2 separate regions of the Homo sapiens genome follow, and region 1 is linked to region 2. The links are chromatin loops, found by intact Hi-C in ENCODE. Cell type or tissue: PC-3. All regions are shown on one strand. Each heading gives the region's core, and the rest is flanking DNA. Links, peaks and the distances in the headings are about the cores only.

What was found. A loop is a pair of places that touch in the nucleus more often than their neighbours do. Peaks named below come from ENCODE experiments on the same cell type or tissue, not always from the same donor. Only the 100,000 strongest peaks of a DNase experiment are listed, where the experiment ranks them.
Region 1: a loop joins it to region 2, with 8 times the contacts of the local background. A loop is called at or near these places in 3 of 110 quality-filtered maps.

The regions. Positions count from the first base shown.
Region 1 is chr5:58,940,042-58,950,419 of GRCh38, reverse strand. No RefSeq gene overlaps it. Among named protein-coding and RNA genes, the nearest start is that of PDE4D-AS1, 95 kb to the left of the region's middle. In PC-3, for the core only: no CTCF peak of the experiment used is centred there; no DNase peak of the experiment used is centred there; H3K27ac peaks cover 485 bases.
Region 2 is chr5:58,885,677-58,896,054 of GRCh38, reverse strand. No RefSeq gene overlaps it. Among named protein-coding and RNA genes, the nearest start is that of PDE4D-AS1, 150 kb to the left of the region's middle. RefSeq lists an enhancer at 4,187-5,386. In PC-3, for the core only: a CTCF peak has its summit at 4,176 (motif pointing left); DNase peaks (open chromatin) are centred at 4,174 and 4,604; H3K4me3 peaks cover 767 bases; H3K27ac peaks cover 1,810 bases.

The sequences.
Region 1 (10,378 bases), core at 1,268-9,267, 54 kb before region 2:
TGAGCCTCAGGCCCCCCGATGGTATATATAGGCACTAGCTATGGTAGGCAGGGGCATGGTGATTTCCAGGCCCTCAGTGGAATGCTTGGATGGGAGGACCAGCAGCTACACCCTAGCCATGTTGCTGGGGTTGCTTTCATTGGCAGAAGCCTTAGGAGGGCCACTGGGAGCACACACTTTGGCCCCAGGTGGTAGTTGCTGGTGGGGTAGCCTGTTCTCAGGGTGCTTCTAAATGTACGGTACCCTGCTGATGGGGATGGTGGGTAGCTTCCAGTGGCCCCCACATTGGATATGGAGGCAGCAGCCAGCAGCAGCAGGGTCTGCGTTAGGGGGAGGTCAATGGGGCTCAAGGAATCTGGAGTTGCAAGGTCTGTGGGGTCCCAGGGTAGGATGCAGTCTGCTGGGCTTTCAAAATGGTACCTTGCTGGAGTGCCTTAAGAGTGGGGTAAGAGGGAGGGTGGGTGGGGTGACCCAGTGTGAGCTCCCCATATGAAGCAATGCCATCATGGGGTCTCCAGCCAGTGCCCTATGTCCTAGCAATTCATTCTTTGCGCTCCTGGCATTCTCAAATGTTTTGTAGATGCCTTCTTGTAGCAGCCAGTCTCGTCCCTTTTCTTGAAGTCAATGAGCATCAAATGTGTTCAGGATTCATGAAATAATTCTGACAATAATTAGTATTTTTTATAGGAATTGGAACATGGTTTATTGCAGTATACCGCAGTGTTTGTCAGCTCTAGAACTTACGAAGAAGAGGAAGAGGAGAACAAGTTTGACTCCTGTGAACGTTTTTCCTTTTTTCTCAGGGCTTGTGTGGGTCAAAGGACTCTCCAGTGGCTAGGATTGCAGGAGTCCATGGTAGGAAGGTGGGCCACTGGGGGCTACTCACCTACTCTTTCCTCACATTAGGGAGCCCCTCCAGACTCCCTGCTAATCCCAGCTGAGCAGGCTACTTCACTTTCCTCTTGTTTTTCATGCTAGGTGTCACTTCCGTGTTGAATTCCAGCCTTCTCTCTTAGGTGATCTATTTTTATTTTACAAGTTAGAAATATAAGTGCAGAGAAGTTAAAACAGCAAATCTGTGGCTTCCAAGAGTGGCAAAGCAGTTTCTAGCCTATGTTGGCTGAGTTTTGACCAAGCCTCTGATATGCATACACATATATACATGTTCATGTACGTGTACTTAAAACATTTTTATTCCCATGTTTAAGGCTAGTTGAATAGGGGTGAACACAGAAAATCCTAGCAATTCATTCTTTGCACTCCTGGCATTCTCAAATGTTTTGTAGATGCCTTCTTGTAGCAGCCAGTCTCGTCCCTTTTCTTGAAGTCAATGAGCATCAAATGTGTTCAGGATTCATGAAATAATTCTGACAATAATTAGTATTTTTTATAGGAATTGGAACATGGTTTATTGCAGTATACCCCAGTGTTTGTCAGCTCTAGAACTTACGAAGAAGAGGAAGAGGAGAACAAGTTTGACTCCTGTGAACATTTTCCTTTTTTCTATAATTTACGCATATGCTAACAAGCAGCTAGTTTCAAAACACAAACTTACCTTGACAGGAACTAGGTCTCACTGTTGAGAATGTAGTCTCCTCTCTCCCCACATAGCCCTAGGGTTATTCAGGATGAAGGAGAAGAAAAAACATACCCAAGAGCATTTTATAATTCCATCCTTCCTTCTTGTTATGCTAAGGTTACTAGTACCATGACCTATGTGAACTCGTTTTCTTGAATAAGAAGAATAAAAGCGTTCCGTCCATCAAGGAAGACCTCAAGAGAAATTCCAGGTTCAGGTCTCATGGTACAAGAGCCAAGTGTTTCTTCCTGAATCATTCCCAGGCCTGCTTTTGATCTGAGCAGTGGCTTTCAAAAAATATGCTGATGAGATTGCTCTCTCACTTAAGAACTTAAGAAAGAGTTGAAGTTCTTCAATGTATATCCCCAGCCTGAAACTTGTCTTGAGGAAGATTTGTAGTAGTAATGAAGGGTGACAGTAACCTAAGGGTGAAGAATGTAGAGAGATTTTTCCCAAGAGCAATCCAAGATACTGCTTGAAACATCCGGGGTCCACTGACATGCCCCTTGGACTCCAGGAGAAATCTGGAAATGTCTGGACCTGCAATGAGACACACCCAGCTTCAAATGTGTCACTCTGGGCATATTCTTTAATCTGAGCTCCAATTTTCTTTCTTGTAAGAGTCATTACACATGGCTGTTTTATTTACTAATTCGTTTTTTAAATTAAAGAAATAAATTTGTAGGAGTAATATAGTTACATTGTTTACAAGTCAAATTCTTACATGGCTCATTTCCATCCATTTCATGGATGTGTTACCTTCTGGTATTTATTAGAATTTGCTTTAGACTTTCTGTTGCTCACCTCACAGTTCTTGTGTCATCTTAGTTTCTTTTCTGTTTTTTGGTCTTTTATGCGAGAGGTTTTCCTCACATTGTCTGATAATCCTTGGCAGTCAGTTCGTATTGAAGAGTTAGACATTAGAAAGCCAAGTGAAAATCCTGTGTGTGTACAAGGTTTGTTGACTGGAAAGCTTCATGGGGATATTCTTGCTTGGACATTTCACTGAAGGACATCCAAAAACCTGTTGCCGTTTTTAGATTTTTTTTCTTGGATTGTTGGTTTTCCTGGTGATCTTACTCCAATCTCTTTGGTGCCATAATTCTACCAGCTGAGTATGAGAAGGAGCTGGGGTTTCTCAATGCAGAATATGTACTTGGTTCTAATATGGTAGTCTGGTTCTAATATTGTAGCCTTTTTCTCAGCAATGGTTGCCACATCTGAGTCCTGAATCCCTTTGGAATCAGCCTCTCCAGAGGGTGTATGTTTAGAACCGGCGTGAGTGAAAGGTAGTCATCCAATGACATGAGGTGGGTGAAAATATTTTAACTGCTTTATTTATAAATTTTCAACTGACCCTCCTGTTTTTGAAACCCACCAGTGTCCCCACTTCCATAAGTCCCTGGATCCTCAATTTTCCAAGTCTTCCTGGAATTCTATGGAGTAAATTAGCTTACTGATGCATTTCCCTTACTTGCCTTAGGTTTCTGCTCACTCTGTTCCCAAGTCAATTATGACCTACCTGGCTGCTTCCAGTTTCTGAAATGTTGTGTGTCAGCTTCTTTTCCATTGCCTTTGTCCTTGCAAGCTTATGCCATTTTAAAAAATTCTTTTGCTGTCGTTTTTGTGGAGAAATAGAAAAATATGTACATTCAATCCCCATGTTTAAGTGGAAGTCCCTCATAAAATTATATTAGAAATTTATTAGAAATATATACACACATATGAATATAGATAGATATACACTCTCTTTTTTAGCATACATAGTGCCTGTTATTTAGCAGGTACTAAAAAATAATATGTATATGTATATACATGTAGCAGAAGGCTAACAGGAACTTAGATACACTCAGGAATATATGATAGCATGGAAGGTTGGAACGGTGGGCCTGTGCACAATCAAGTCATGAGGACTTAGAAAAAGACGGAACCATGGCTGGGTGCGGAGGCTCATACCTGTAATCCCAGCACTTTGGGAGGCCGAGGCCAGTGGATTACCTGAGGTCAGGAGTTCAGGACCAGCTTGGCCAACATGGTAAAACTCTGTCTCTTAAAAAAAAAAAAAAAAAAAAAAAAAAAATACAAAAATTAGCCAGGCATAGTGGCAGGCGCCTGTAATCCCATCTACTCGGGAGGCTGAGGCGGAGGTTGCTGTGAGCCAAGATCGCGCCATTGCAGTCCAGCCTGGGCAACAAGAGCAAAACTCAGTCTAAAAAAAAAAAAAAAAAAAAAGAAAGAAAGAAAAGAGAAAAAGAAAAAGAGAACCTGGCAGGATTCAGTAATTAAGCCAGAGTCAGAAGGAGAAGTACTTCTCAATACAGCATGGTATCTTCTGTTTTTTAGACACGGCTCTACCCAGCTCAATTGATTCATGACTGTGTGGGTGTATTTTGTTTTGTTTTTTCTTTTTCAGACTTTGTCAACAGGAAGTAGGTGCCCATGTTGTTGATAGAAAAGCTTGTAAGTAGGACTGCACAGACTTGGTTTTGGTTCAGCATTTGGCAATAATCAGTCTTTCTGCTTCAGCCTTCAGAGAGCCCACTTCATCATTCTTTCTGGCATCCCTGTGATCATATGATTACATATCTAATCAGTGTAACAACAACAGCTACTTAAAGAAGGCATGCCATTAAAGATATTGTTAATATCTCTACATTGCCTTTCAAACATATGTAAGCATTCTAACTTGGAGTGAAATCTTCTTAGGTGCTTTATATGTTGAAATTCTACCAGTCAGCTGAGGAAGAAATGTATACGGCTTATCCCCAAAATAAGATATTCCAACAAATAATGTTTATGAGAGCTGTTAATTTATGTTAAAAAAAAAAGCTATTAATAAAATGTTTAAGTAATTAAATTTGGGAGCTTGATTGGCAGTAGGAATATTAAGAGGATTAGCTAGATAACTAATGTAGAAAATAATATAATTGTATTGAGTCAACAAAAGCTTATATAGATTTAATTACTATGATGATATTAGATTACTTCATAATTAGAATCTTTGTAGAATTGTTTTGGTATAATTGCATTCACAATACTCAAAAAGTAAGCTTAAAGAATGATATTTTTAATTATTTAATTCCAGTAAGTCATAAGTCTTATTTTTTGCATTATATGAGGCTGAATTAAAAGCAGAATGCCATCTGACATTTCAAAATTTCATGGAGAGAAATGTATCTGAAATCATATACACCAAAAAGATAAGTAAAATTTGATAGAAAAAAATGAATGTATTTTAGCTGAGTTCTGACATGCATTTTATTCACAAATCAAACTTCAGAACACAGAAGACAATTTCTTATTTTGAATTTATAGAGACTATTCTAATATTAAATTGATTTTTACAAGCTAGCAAATATTTTCAATAGTTGAAGCTTCGGAGTTTCTCATTTATCTAAGCTATGTAAATGCATGCAAAGTTTCTTCTAGAAAACAAATTACTGAAAGACATTTTCCTGATTTGTATTTGGCTGTGTTATTCCCCAGAAGGTGAAATTATTAAACATGCCATTCGAAAGCCAGTAACTCCTTAGTACAGGTTGAACATCCCTAATCTGAAAATCTGAAATCTGAAATGCTCCAAAATCTGAAACTTTTTCAATGCCAACATGATGCCACAAGTAGAAAATTTTACACCTGATCTCATGTGATGGGTACCAATCAAAACTTTGCTTCATGAACAAAACTATTTTAAAATATGTATAAAATTATCTTCAGGCTATTTGTTAGGAAATAAAAATAAAACTCTAAGTCCCTCCGACTGACCCAGCGGATTCTCTCTTGGCCAAGGGAACCCCAGCAAAACCTTGGAAGCTGAATTCATGGCTATGATGGGATGGGAGATTTGGCATATGCCTCATTATATCCCCACCCTCGCTAACAGTCGTTAGGTTTTCTTCCTTAACAGCTAAACAGAAACCAGCCTTTCCAAAAGACTACTAGCTTATCTTCCCAGATACGTAACAGTCCAGATGAGATTCATTATGTTCACCTTATTTTATGTAAGATGTAGATTTACCAGGCACTAACTAAAGTTTTACAAGTATGTAATCATTTGTCTCACTGCTGCCCCACCACCTCCCCTGCCTTTTAAGGAAAATATATAAATACTAAACCTCCTAAGAACCTCTTTGGAAAAAACAGTCACACATGCTTCTGTGACTCTCTATTTTCCCAGGTATGCCTTCAAGCTGGCTCAACAAAGCTTGATGCTTTGAAACTTATGCTTCAATTACTCATTTCAGTTGTCAGTGTAAAAGGTGTATATGAAATAGAAAAGAATTCTGTGTTTAGACAGTTCTCATCAGTGAGATATCTCATTGTGTATATCCCAAAATATTTCAAAAAAATGAAATCCAAAACACTTCCAGTTCCAAGCATTTAGGACAAGGGATATTCAATCTGTATCAGAAACATGCGATGGTGACCACAAAAGGAATCTGGCAGCTGAAAATTCTGAGTCACTATCATGTCAAACTATAAAAATTTTATACAACTTAAAAAAAAAACCTGCACTAATCATTAATTTATATTATTGTTAAAATTATCATACAGTAAAATTGATTTTTTTTCCTTTTGATGTACAGTTCTGAAACCACCTTTGCAAAAATTGCAACACTGAGAAAACTTTGACAGTGAAAGAAATTTGACCTAACCAACTCCACATTGCCTTTAACCTCCAAACTGCCCTTCATTCCTGGGCATGGCCTAAGCTAACTTTGGGAGAAATTTAGGTTATAGTTTAAATGATAATAGCTCTTTCCAAAACTAAACTGCCTTTGTAAAACTAATGAAAGGCCACCAGTTTACGAAGATAGGAGGGCCTGAATTCTGCTAAGATATAGGCATAGTTAAGTGATTACCAGCCATTATTCCAGAGGTCACAAGATTTTCAACTTCCTCAATTACTCCTGTAAATAACGTTACTATTGTAGAACCTAAAATTACTATTGTAGAACCTAAAGTTGACCTTTTGAGATGTCTTGTCAGGCTTTTGCATTTCTGATGACCCAGTGTCCTGAACCAGTGACTCCTCTGTGGACCCTTACTGGAAGCTGACTCAGGGCACACGAGGACCATTTTCCACACCCATATGATTGCATCCCCAACCAATCAGCAGCACCCATTCCTTTGCCCACCAAATTACTCTTGAAAAACTCTAGCCTCCAAATTTTCAGGGAGGCTGATTTGGGTAATAATAAAACTCTGGTCTCCTGTTTAGCTGGCTCTATTTGTATTAAACTCTTTCTCTACTGCAATTGCCCTATCTTGATAAATCAGCTTTATCTGAGCAGCAGGCAAGAAGAACCCATTAGACAGTTACAGTTCTGTAAATTTTAACACAAACATTGTTCATGTAACCACCAGTAGGATCACCATCTGGATCAGTTTCACCACCTAAAAAGCTTCCTCATAATACCCTACTCCATGACACTAGGAACAGCTACTAGTTCTCCATCCCAATTGTTTCATCTTTTGAGAAGTTTATATAAATGGAATTGTATAGTATAATCATCAATTTTAAAATAAAATTTCAGATGTATTCACATTCCATAAGTGTACTCTATGATGCTGATATTTATCTTTAGCCTCAGCTTATGCCAAACTACGCCTTTCCATATATGGCCAAAATGTGTATTCAATATACCTCTAACTGGGAGGATCAATTGAAAGTGTTGTTTTACTAAACTCTATAACACAAAGGAATTCAAGGATACCATAGGGATCATTCAACTGATTATAACACAAAATGGGGAGAGCCAATTTCCCTGTCCCCAGAGACCTCTGGGCAGCTCTAGCTCCCTGAGGGAGCCAGCACAACAGTGGTCCCTTTCTCAGGAGATACCTGGGACACCAGGCAGTTCCTCTTAGACCTTCTGGGAGAGGGGTTCCCAGCAGACGCTGGATAGGAGCAATAGCACTGAGAAGGGGTAGCAGAAGCAGCAGTGGCCTTGACTTGTGTATGTGCACATATGCAAGGAGCCCTTGCGAGACTCCCTTCTCCCCAGGTAGTAGGGTCTTGCTTGCCTTGCTAGTGGCAAGAACCACTAAAGTTTAGTTGTTACTGTTAACGTAACCCTATTTCTACTTACAATGTGGTGAGGCCTTGGAAAACCCAAGTTATATAAACATTTGTCTTAGTTCATTTAGGCTGCTTTAACAAAAATACCATAAACTGGGTGGTTTATAAACAACGAACATTTATTTCTCACAGTTCTGGAGGCTGAGAAGTCCGAGATCATGCTGCCAGCAGATTCACTGTCTGGTGTGGTCCCATCCCTACACAGTGAAAGCAGCAAGGTCACTTTCTGTGCCTGATTTATAAGGACACTAATCCCGATCATGAGGACTCAACCCTCATGACCTAATCACCTATCAAAAAGCCCCATCACCTTAGGGTTTAGGATTTCAAAATATGAATTTTGGGTAGACACAAACATTCAGACTGCAGCAACATTCAATAGAGGCAACTCACCTACCAGGAGGCAACTTTTCATTCTGATGCCCAGGTATGACAGACCTCAAATCTGTTACCGTCCCATGAACCAGGAATTATACAAAGGGTAGAGGGGCATAGCTCTGGGTGAAGAGCTGCACTCTGTTCACTCTGGGCTCTGTGTGGTGGTGTCCCAGGTAGTGTCAGTCCAGCTGTTAAGTCCAGTGAGGCTCAGAAAGGTGATGTCATTTGTTCAAATCTTCCAGCTAGTTTGTTGGTCAGATCATAACCAGACCCTATGAAGTCTAATCATACCCAGTTCTGTAGGCTTTCCTCTTCAATAGGTCCATTCTTATCTCTAACTGAGACCACCTGCATCCTCATAGCTTAACTATCAGTATGGAAAACAAACCATCTGTGTCACTATGACTTTACTATTTGTTCAAGAAAATTCTTGTCCAGGAAGATAAGACGGTGTACAATAAATAACATCAATGTTTACTTCAGAAAATTTCTGAAAACCAATTTATTCAGATGATAGATTGCTCATTTGAAAAAATAAACCCCTTTTCAGGACAACAGATTCCTCTCCAAGTCTAATAACTTGTTTATCAAAGATCTATTTTTCAGGACTTCAAGACCCTCTTATCACAATGTCCACCAATTCTAAACTATAATATCATGAACTTTGCCGAATTTCCACCAGATTTCTTCCTTGAAAGGCCTGACTTTAAACCACTTGAGCTCAGACCCTTAATGTTTATAAATATCTACCTGTGACCTCTCCCTTTTGAGAATTATAAGGACTTTTTCAAGGTGTTGCACTCTCTTACTGCAGGTTAATAAACTTAGCTTTGTTTGATCAATAGTTTATTCTGATGGTCTTCTTTGAAAGTCAGCAATCAACAGTTCTGGGGCCTCAGTAGGATTCACTCAATAATTTCTGCTCCTGCAGTTTAAGAACCTTAGCCCTAAACAGTGTGTTCTTCTGAAGTTTGCCATTTGGAAGCCTCCCCCACTGCAGTGTTAAGGTAAGTCTCTCATTGGATTTGAGTCCCGGTGTCCTTTCCATAAAGCTCTTAAATTGTTTATTTTTCTTCCTAGAAATAAGAAACTTTTAAGAAATTCCTGGATTATCTGATCAGATTTGAAAATGTTTATTCTTTGTGGAAATGTTTTATTACTAGTAACATTACTCTTTTTGTCTTTTATCCTATTTGTTGTGAGTCTATGAGAAGAAGCTCACAGGGAAGAAGACAGCCGTAGACCTGGCAATTTTGTCCTCAAACTGGCTCAAAGATACAATAATATCAGCGGGTCTCATCAAACTGGCATTCTTATAGAATAAACTTTGCTCTGGGTCACTTACTAATATCTTACAGAAAATTTATAGCAGCAGTTGTATATTGAGGGTGTGAATAAAAACCACCAGAGAAGCTTTTTGAAAAAATACTATGAATAGATTTCTGCTTCTGGCCAAAATGAAGAAACAGGGACCAGATTTACTCTCCAGTAAACCAGTGGAAAAAAAAACAGACACAATATTGAAAAATAAAAAGATTTTTCAAGACATCAGGCAATGAAGAATAGTGATCCAAGAGAAACAAGAAACAAGATGAATCTTATGTTCGCCACAGCTTACTGTCTGGAGTGAGTATCAAGACTGTGGTACAGAAAGGGAAAACCCAGATGGAACCCTGCCATCTCCCTAAGTGGAGTCTGGGGAGGGCAAAGTGAGTAGAGTTTGCAAGGAAAGATATGGGAAAGGAGACAGCTGTGCAGAGAGAACACTGGGGATCTGTACAGGGTCTTCAGCTGAGCATGAGTCAGCATATGCATGTGAGGAAACTACCCATGACTGGGGAAAGAATCAGCTGGAATGATTACGGGGTATAGAATCCAGGGCTCAGAATCATTCCTGTTTCTATAGGAAATGGGCATTGAGTAGCATACTTGGAAGAATTTTTGCTTCAGTCATGCAGTAACATAGAACTTAGACTAAATACTACTCTGATACCACATAATGAAACTCAAAATAAGACCCAAAAGAATCAAACTGTTTATAAGTAACTGAGTTTCAAAATAAAGTTCAAGAATATTTATAGAAATACCATCTAACAAAGCACAAAATTAAGATAAAGGGTCAAACTATTTGCAAGTAATTTTAAGTGTGTTCTAGAACAAAGTTCAAAAGTATTTATAGAAATACAAAAGGATCCAAAAACTGTCCACAAAAATATGACCCATAATGAAGAGAAAAATCAGTCATTTGAAACTAACCCAGAAATGACAAAGATGATAGAATCGGCAAAGACATTAGAAGAACTGTAATTGTACTTCGCATGTTCAAGAAGCCAGAGGAA
Region 2 (10,378 bases), core at 780-8,779:
GAAAAGCACCCCAGATGATTCTGAGAAGTTCCTTTAAGGGGAGCTCTATCCTCCTCCTCTACCTCTGAGAATTATTTTTGTAGATTCCTAACAAATGCAGCAAGCTGCTGGTATATGTGGGAAGGGTATAAAGTGATATAGGTGCTAATTTTTTCAGGGTTTTATTCAGATGCTTTGGGTTGGGTGGCAGTGTAAGCCAGGATATTAAGAGCAGCTTGGGTGTTAAAACGTAGATTTATTGATAATGCTTCTGATGACGCTGATTGTAACCATCATAGCAAGTGTTTCCACTGTCATTGGTGGAACTTGGAATTCCTCAGATGGATTTTAAACAATTGGAGAGTTCCATTGTTAGACGGTTTTATGTTTTATCAATGTTTATTGATGAGGGCATGCAGTGAACTACCCAAATTTTTATTTTTAACTACCTTCCAACATACATGTGCATTAGCTCATTTAATCCTCAGAACAACCTTTATGAGGTAGGCACTATTACTGTCTCTTTTATAGACAAGGAAATGGAAGTGTCTTAGTCTGTTTGTGTTGCTGAAAAGGAATACCTCATACTGAGTAATTTATAAAGAAAAGAGGTTTATTTGGCTTATGGTTCTGCAGGATGTACAAAAAGCATGGCACCAACATCCACTTCTGATGAGGGCCTCTGGAAGCTCCCCCTCTTGGTGGAAGGTGAAGCAGAGCTGGCAAGTACAGAAATCACATGGCAAGAGAGGGAGCAAGAGAGAGAGAGGAAGGTGGTGCCAGGCTCTTTTTAACAACCAGCTGTCTTGGGAACTAACAGAGTGAGAACCCCCCATCCTAAAGGGAGGGCATTAATGTATTTATGAGGGATCTGCCCCGTGACCCAAACACCCTCCATTAGGCCCCACCTCCAACATTGGGGATGAAATTTCAACATGAGATTGGAGAGGTGGAATATTCAAACTATTGCAGGAAGCATAGGGAGGAAGGGCAAATTCCTCAAGTGCACACAGGTGGTTGACTGGAGAGCTGAGATTTGAACCTGGACCTGTGTGACCAGATGCAGAGCTCTGAAGTGCTCCATAGGCTCTCACTCCAGGCTGTGAATTGGGGCAGATGTTGGGTGAATGGAGACTGGTGGTGCAATGTCACCTTGCATTCGCTCATATGCCTTTAATCCCATATGAAAGGACTGTGCATGTCAGTAACTATGATGTTTTCTAGGAAGGCATTGGCTCTCTTGCTTCAGACTTCCTCCGGAGAAGACCCTCCTGTTCAGCCTCATTCTGTGAGACAGTAGCACTCTTTCCTCGAGAACTTCTCCAGTGGCCTAGTCACACCACACTAAGTGTGGCAGAGAGGGCTAGTTATCCTCCGATCTTCATTCTTTCCTTTTTACATATGAACAGAAGTTCTAGCTGGCTACATAGCTAGCAGAAGCCCTATTTCGCAGCTACCCTTGCAGCTTAGTGGGGCCCGATGACTGCTTTCTGGCTCACTGGATACAGAAGAGGTGTACTGTGCAATATCTGGGTTGTGCCTCCAAAGGGAAGTGTGTACCCTCTCCTTTCCAATTCCTTATTCTTGTTGGACAAGATGGTGGACATTGTGAGTTGGAAGAATGCATTGAAGCCTGGACTCTTGACAATTTTGAGGAGAAGAGCTACAATATCAGCTTGGATTTTTATGGAAAAGAAATCAACTTTGAGCTGTCTAATTTACTTTTAACACTCTGTGTCATAACATCTAAGTCTATCTAAGATGTCAGGAGATCTTGGCTTTTGGTATATTGTAGTGTTTACCTTACCTTCCTTATAAAGACCTTTCTTTTTTCTTTTGCTTACATAGGCCCTTTCATGCTCCCAATATGAGCTGCTCTCCAGTCAGCCAAAGAGCACCCCTGCCTTCAATTGTCCTCATTGAGCATTCATTTTTCCAATTTTCCATATAACCCCATTCCCAGAGCCCCATTTCTTTTGGTCTGTAGCTGAGGCAGAGCCATGTGTATTGAGATGAAGATAAGCAGGAGATTCAGCCAATGTCTAGGGAAGATAGTGAGCAAGACAAGGGACTGGATAAAAGCCAAATGTTAGATGAAGCAGCGAAGCAACTATCTGTTTGCAGGGAAGAGGTAGGGATCAGGAAGAAATGGGGGTGAATATAAAACTGAGCTTAAAATTCAGGCAGATAAATAGGAACAGAGACCAAGGAGAATTTGGAAGTTAAAATGCAGCAGTGGGTGAAAGTCAGATATGCAATGGGGAAACAAAAAATTGCCTCAGGTAGGAAGCACTTCAGAGCTTACCTGTTGTAGCAGGAACCCATAGCTGACTCAGGCTGAAATCCAAGAGCCCAGCCATGTAGCTATGACAGGTCCTGAACTAGCCTCCCAGAATTTTCCATGTGAGAGCTTAAAGTATGCATCGGCCTTTCTCCTCAAATGGAAACTATTGTAACAGATTCTATGCACAGACTCCTTCAACATCCCTTCCAGTCTCTTTTTCCTTTTTCCACAGCAGAGATAGGAGAGTTAGAGAGATTCCCCTGATGCCTGCTTCTGGATACAGCCTAGGTTCTGCTGAGCAGATGTAGCCACATGCTACAGTGAAGGAGGAAGCCCCGGCTTTGCATTGGTCTCTTCTTCCTTCATGGTAGCATGTGGCTGCATCTGTTCAGGGAGCTCAACTTTCTTTGCAAGTGGGGTAGCCAAAGCATGCCTCCCCTCGGTATCTTTAGCAGAGTTTGCACTCTCTGGTCCCTGGTGTCACTGGTGCAGAGTGATGGGCAACTGCATCAGTGATTTCCACCAGAATATCCCTTGGGTGGTTGATTATTTCTTCCGGCTACAGCACATTATCTAACCCTAGCTTACTGGTCCTGCAAGAAATTCTATAAGCCACCTAATAAATTCCTTTTTCCTTAAAATAATAAGAGTGGATTATATTGTTCACAACTAAGTTCCTGGCTGATACACACATTTTTTTCCCTGTCTCTTACTTTTTATTTTTTTCATTTTTTTAAGATTTTTTTTTAAGTTCCAGGGTACATGTGCAGGATGTGCAGGTTTGTTACGTAAGTAAATGTGTGCCATGGTGTATTGCTGCACCTATCAACCCATCACCTAGGTCTTAAGCCCCGCGTGCATTAGCTATTTTTTCTGATGCTCTCCCCCCGCCCCCCGCCCCTCTGATAGGCCCCAGTGTGTGTTGTTACCCTCCCTGTGTCTATGTGTTCACATTGGTTCAGCTCCCACTTAGAAGTGAGAACAATGCATATTGTTTTATACTCTGAATCTTTGACATCTGTTATAACGTCTTGCCTCAACAGCTATAGTATGTGAACTTGGTAGATTGAGAATATTTTAATCAATTTGAGTCATTTTTTGTCCCTTCTACAGTGCTGAGTACACAGTACATGCTAAAAAACATACTTGTTTTGGGCCAGGCATGGTGGCCCACGCCTGTAATCCCAGCACTTTGAGAGGCCAAGGTGGGCAGATCACTTGAGACCAGGAGTTTGAGACCAGCCTGGCCAATATGGCAAAACCCTGTCTCTGCTAAAAATACAAAAAATTAGCTGGGTGTGGTGGTGCACACCTATAGTACCAGCTACTTGGGAGGCTGAGGCAGGAGAATTGCTTGAACCCAGGAGGCAGAGGTTGCAGTGAGCCAAGATCGCACCAGTGTACTCCAGCCTGGGCAACAGAGCAAGACTCCATCTCAAAAAAATGAAAAACAAAACAAAACAAAACTTGTTTTATTGAAAAATAAAGGTCCTTTTGAAGAAGAGAAATATGAGGTAGATCAATTTTATATACCCTTGGATGTGTATAAAACTATTCTTTGTAGTACAGGAAGAAAGTATTAGAATATCTATATATATGGAACTTTGATTTTTATGTAAACATATTTTATGTTTTGCTAATATTTAATACAGACTGAGAGTAGTACATCTATATTTACAAATAAGTACATGTGGATGTGCATGGTCAAAAAGTTTTACTGATATGGATCAGAAATGAAAAACATTTGGAGGTCACTGGGCTGAGTTACTTCTCATGATGCTTTTCAGTGATCTGTTTTTTTTTTTTTTATATAATAAACAGTTGGTAATTTCTCATCAGAGCCGAGATGTGCAGGGAATTTAGTAGAGTGCCATCTGGCGGTGATTTCTGCCACGTGCAGCATTTATCCCATTGTTCCTCGGGGGTGCCATCTGTGAGCTTCCTCAGGCCACAGTATCATCGGTCTGGCCTTTAGGCTGAGGGTAACTCAGGGAGGTGAGAAAGGCAAGCTCATGGCGCGGCAAAGGTCAAAGGACAGAGTGAAATTCAAGTGGCTCAAAGAACACACAGGGGTGGAAAAGAAGCCAGCAACACGGGGGAGGGGCGGGGGGCACCAGATGCAAGAGTGAGATGGGCGGGTGCAGAGGAAAAGTGAAATAGAAATCTGTACTTAAAGTGCACAGTGTGACGACAGCAGAAACACATTGCCAAGAAGATTGTGCCTCCTGCATTCTCCACATCCACAGTCATCACTAAAAAAACAAAGGCTAGGAGGGAGGGTCCCCTGAGCATTTGCCAGAGCTCTCCCCTGGGGCCAGGGTGTCATCACAGAATGAGAATACTTTAAGGCTACACTTCACCTTCCCAAGCAATAAAACATCTTCAAAAAACAAAAAAACTTGCAACCTAACCACATAAAATCCAGCCTGAAATCCTCCCTCTGTACCGGATGAATGATGTGATTTTTGCTGCTCTTGATCTTATTCATCCTTGACGCAATTGCTCCTCTGGGGGAATTCTGGTCGCCAAGAACGTTAGAACAGACACAGCATTTTTCTTGGGCAGCTCAAGGTCACTTGCGATAACGTCAGAGGAGGCTGCTCCTTGGGATAATGGAACTGAGCAGTGACAATTATGCTTCCCAACAGATGCCTGTGTCCTTAATCTGTCCGCTGTGGGGTGAAACAACAAAGAGGACATTTTAATAGTCCTAGGATGTGGTGTCACAACTGTCCCATTTTGATTAGGATGCATTTGGGAACAGGGAGCTGAGGGCTTATCACTGGAAGCCCCCCTTTCTTCCCCCTTAAGAGCACAGAGGGCATAAAATAAGAAGAACAGGCAGAGGAAAGCAGGCAAAGAAGAGTATCGTGATGTCTGATGGAGGGAGGAGGACAAAGGGAGAGAAGGGAAGCGGGGACCGCACAGTCGGAGTCCCCTCTTCTCATCTGAGACAGAGAACTCCATCAGAATAGCAAGTAGGGGTGGGCAGAGGAGAGGGATGGAAGGCGTGCCCTGAAGAAATAGTCACCTTCAGAACAAAGAGAGAACAAAGATCTTGGGCTCCTCACACTTGGTGGCAGCGCTGTGGTAGTCTGTGCGAGCACAGAGGTAGCCAGTATGACAATTCCGTTTAAAAAATGAGAAGGAGCCCTAATGAGCAGATGCCGGGGGTTTCCTACCTGCGTCGCCGAGAAGATTCGACAGTGAATTGCCCCACTGGAGTGGGAGGAGGTGCTGGGTTAAAGCTGGTGCTTTGCACATAGAGCCTACTGTTTGCCAGGTTTGAGGACAGGTCATTCGCTGAGTGTCGGAGGCAGGACAGGACCGAGGTGACCGCACCTTGGCTTGCTGAGCTTTACCGGGGTCATCAGCAATGGGGTGACCATGTGATGTGGTGGCAGGGGGCCAGGAGCTGCTTTTGGGGCCTCATGTCACCTCTCACTAGTTTTGTAGCCTTGGGTGCACCCCATAACTTCTCTAGCCTCATTTCTTGATCTGCGAAGTGGGTACACCAGTCCCTGTTGAATTATTCATTCATTCATCCATGGTCTATTTATCAAGGAGCAACCACAGGCTCAGCACGGGGCTCACCCAGGTGCTGTAAATGTATCAACTTGCTTGGTCAACTAACCCTATGAGGCAAATGCTACAATTATCTCTCTCTCTTTTTTTTTTTTTTTTTTTTTGAGAGGGAGTCTCGCTGTCACGCAGGTTGGAGTGCAGTGGTAGGATCTTGGCTCACTGCAACCTCTGCCTCACGGGTTCAAGCGATTCTCCTGCCTCAGCCTCCCGAGTAACTGGGCTTATAGGCACACGCCACTAAGCCTGGTTAATTTTTGTATTTTTAGTACAGGTGGGGTTTCACCATGTCGGGCAAGCTGGTCTCAAACTCCTGACCTCAGGTGATCTGCCGGCCTCGGTCTCCCAAAGTGCTGGGATTACAGGCATGAGCCGCTGCATCCAGCCTATAATTATCTGTATCTCACAGATAGAGAAGCTGAGCACAGAATGGTTAGGCACTATACCTAAGGTTGCAGAGCAGCCAGGAATTAAAGAGGTCAGATTCCAATCCAGGCAACTCAGTGCCAGAGTCCAAGCTTCCATCTTCTGCTCTGCTTCCAGAAGATCACAGACCTGTCTATTTATCTGAAAACTGGAGGTGTTTAACCACACTGCCTCCATCCTTAAGGTTTAGTGAGTCCAGCATGCAGTGTCTTAGGTTTCAGGAAATACTGCCTGCACCCGGGGTTTATTCCCACGGGCCTGTGTCCAGCTTGTGTTTGTGTACACAGAGCACAGGAGCAGAGAAATTATCTCTAATTCTCTACAACTCTCCAGTCTCTCAGCAAAATTATTCACCTCCTGTTAGAGGCCAGAAGTGGATGCACAAATGGCATACATTTGAGCACAGTGGAGAGTCATTGTAGCATTGAGAGAAGACAGAGCACTGGATTTGGGGGCTACCATGGAGAGATCTCTCATAGAACTTTGTTTTTAAAATCTGCTCAATTAATTATCCTATTTACTAAAACTGTGGTTAAAGGACTGGCAAAATTGTATATTCCAGATGACCTGAAATCAATGGCAACAAACTATCCCTGAGGCAAGAAGCAAACACAATCAATTCCTCTTTGCTGTATGTATGTGCTTTTCTCTTTCTTTCTTCCTTCCTTTCTTCCTTCCTTCCTTCCTTCCTTCCTTCCTTCCTTCCTTCCTTCCTTCCTTCCTTTCTTTCTTTCTTTCTTTCTTTCTTTCTTTCTTTCTTTCTTTCTTTCTTTCTTTCTCTCTTTCTTTCTTTCTTCTTTCTTTCTTTCCTTCTTTTCTTCTCTCTCTGTTTCTTTCTTTCTCTTTCTTCCTTTCTCTCTCTCTCTCTTTTTTTATGGTCTCCTGGTCTCAGTGTGTAGATCCAGACTGGCAAGAAATGAGGTGACAATTTAGGGTGGGTAATGGAGGAATTTTGCAGACACATAAAAACCAGCACTGGGCTAACCCCAGGGATGCATATCCAAGACAGGATGGCTCATGTGGGTTTTTGTGTGTGTGGTTGGTTTTTGAAGGAGGGAAAAGGCTCTTGTAGTTGAAAAACAAGCAAATGGCCAACAATGCCCCCAACTCAAAGAGCAATTGTAGGCTCCACTATTTTCGAAACATTAAGGGGAGATCTTCAGGACTTCACAGGGAAAGATGATAGTTCCTTCCACAAGCATTTCTTCTACGCATTTCTACTACAAATCCCCACAGAGGGAGGTGGGGAAGGGGAGAAATGACTGGGAGGTGGGCACCCTAATGGGAATGCTTGTGACTTGGAATTCTTGTTAGGACGTTAATGGATTTTACAAAACTGATTTTTCTAAGGCAAAAAGAGGTTGAAGAGGTCTGTAGGTTGAGCAAGAGGGGCTGGGGGCCGCCCAGTGTCTGAGCCCAAAAGGAAAAAAGGGGAGAGGAGATGGAAAGAAACAGGGAGGGCATAACCCCAGCAAAGTGAGTCAGACTTCCCGAGAGCAGAGCCCAGAGGTCCAGCCGCCAAGTTAAGGCCAGCAGCTGTCCAGACATCATTTGCACCCAAAAGTCAAAGAGCTTGGACATGAGGCCAGCAGGGAAATGGTTCAGCCGCTTCAGAGCTGAAGGGGCCAGAACAAAGGTCTGGCTTCAGATTAGAGGATGGAAAACTGCAGTGGACTTTTGGGGTGACCTTCACCCTCATGGCAAGGCCTGGACCCTTACAGAGAGAAATGACAACAGACAGCCTCTCTCCGAGGCTGCAGACTGCTTTGCACCCTGACCTGGGAGCCAGCATGTGACCTCCCTCTGCCTCTACCAGTCTCTCTTCACCCCTGCAAGTCAGAACTGACCCGATGAAGCCAGGAGCTTAGTGACAGGATGTGAGGAGAACAGGAAGTCAGGGAGAGCGTCTTCAGTGAAGAAACTCCCCATACTTTTGCTCTTAGAAGTTCACAGAAGCAATGGGTAAGACACTTCAGTCTGATGATGATGACTGTTCTGGGCTTGGGGTGACAGTTGAAGATGCTGGAAGGTGAGAGTTGAAAGGAGTCAGCAAAAACAAAGCCTGTAAATCAAAAATTACGGCTAGGTTTTAAGATGTAAGTGCTAAATCAACCTGAGGAGTAAACAAGGAAATCAGATTCTTTCTCAGCATTTTAGATTTGGTAAGGAGAAGAGAGGGACCATGAAGGTTATGCCTGAGCAGGGCGGTGGGGGGTGATGTTGGCGCAGTGGGGCAGAGACATGGGCTTGGGATGAGGGCAAGCACATCCTCCATCCTTGGCCTGGGGCGCTTGGCTCTTGCCTCACCCTAAAGAGAACACACACATTTTGCCTGAAATGAACCCAGGCAGGCTGTAGGTGCTGTGCCACTTAGAGATTGGCAGTGCCCTCCCTGCCCCAGCCCCAGGCCCTGCAATTCTAAAAGAACACACAGTGGGTCAGGCTCCCAGAGTGTCCACAGTCCCCACAGCTCCCTCCATTTTGTCCCCACTTAGAAATGCACAGTTGTGGTTACATTTATAAAGGGGCAACTGTGACTCTGCTATCTTCTGTTTATCTATCTATCTATCTATCTATCTATCTGTCATCTATCTATCTGTCATCTATCTATCTATCTACCTATCTACCTACCTATCTATCTATTTATCTATCATCGGGAGTAGATGGACACACACACAGTCTCCTTCCTGTTTAAGTATCTCAGTCTATTGTCAGAGACACTCCACAACTGAGTTCTGAACACAGTGAAGAACAGCAGTTTCAGGCTACTTGAAAAGTGCCTTCCCACAGAAACCTCAGCTTAAGGAGGAGATCTGATCTGCAAATCCGTGGGCCTCAGCCTTAGGGTGTTGGGTTTCCTGTAAGGTCCTGTGCTTGCTGGTACCAGGTGGGAATGCCTGGGTATGTATCTGGGCTGCCGGGGCGCCCGGCCTCCACCATGCCAGGGTGACCTGAGAGCTCCCTCTAGTGGCTGTTCTGAGCACGCGTTTTTCATTTCCCATCCACCAAATTTCGAAAGAGGTAACTGCTAAGACAGGCCCTGTGTGAACTCATAGATCTGTGCTTAGACTCTTTTGTTGATAATGAAAATGAGAAAACTTATTGCATACCAGATCCCAAGTTTCATAATAACCACATGAAGTGGTATAATTGTTTCCACATTTTACAAATGAGGAGATGTAGCTCCCTAAATTGCCAAGATCACACAGATTGGGAGTTATGGCGCAGGATCTGACTGAAGAGCCGTATTCCAGGCCCATGCTCCTGGCCCTGTCCTCTCCTCCTCAGCCATGCAGAGAGCCCTGATCTGCCGAAATCACTGCCTCAGTCGCTTGGCCTGAAACAGAGGGCGCTCAACCAATTCCGCAACTAGCACTTTGATTTCTTTTTGAATCACCATTTTACTTGTTACCACATTTACTGTCCAAAGATGGTTCACTTTACAAAGTGAGCTCTTTTGACAAAGCTCTATGCTTGATTTTGTTACTATCACAAAAATCTTAGAAGTATTTTCTATTCTTCAGTTTCCTCCTATCTAAAATGTAAATAGCACATTCTTTTTTATTTCCTCCTACAGATAACTATTTTTTTTAGGCAAATGTAATGGACCTCTGGATTTTTGAAAGACCTCTATTAAATAAAGACCTGAAGCTGTTTTTTTTCCCCCTTGTTATTTGGAGAGTTAGATTCCTGAGGTTTGAAAGTACACTCATTTGGGAGCCAAAAAAGAATTATGTTGGCAACTGGGTTTGCCTTTTAGCAGCTGCCTGACCTGGGCAACACTTCACATTTCTGAATCCAGTTTCTTTGTATATATAAAAGAGAGGAATTTAACCAGATGAATTTTAAGCCTCCTACCAGCTAGAATATTAGGTGCTGGTGGGTTGTGAGAGAAAATATATGAAAACATACAGTAATGATTAGCAGGTGTTGATGACTGCCCTCGTGGAATAATGTACCACATACTCTACTTTCAAGCTATGGATAAATTGAGCCTATTTCTTAGATTTTGTGTGAAATGGGATGACTGGAACTGGCTTGGAATCCACAATAGGGATTATCAAATTGAAAATGAAATCCCCCAATATCCAGTTTCTGAGCAGTCCA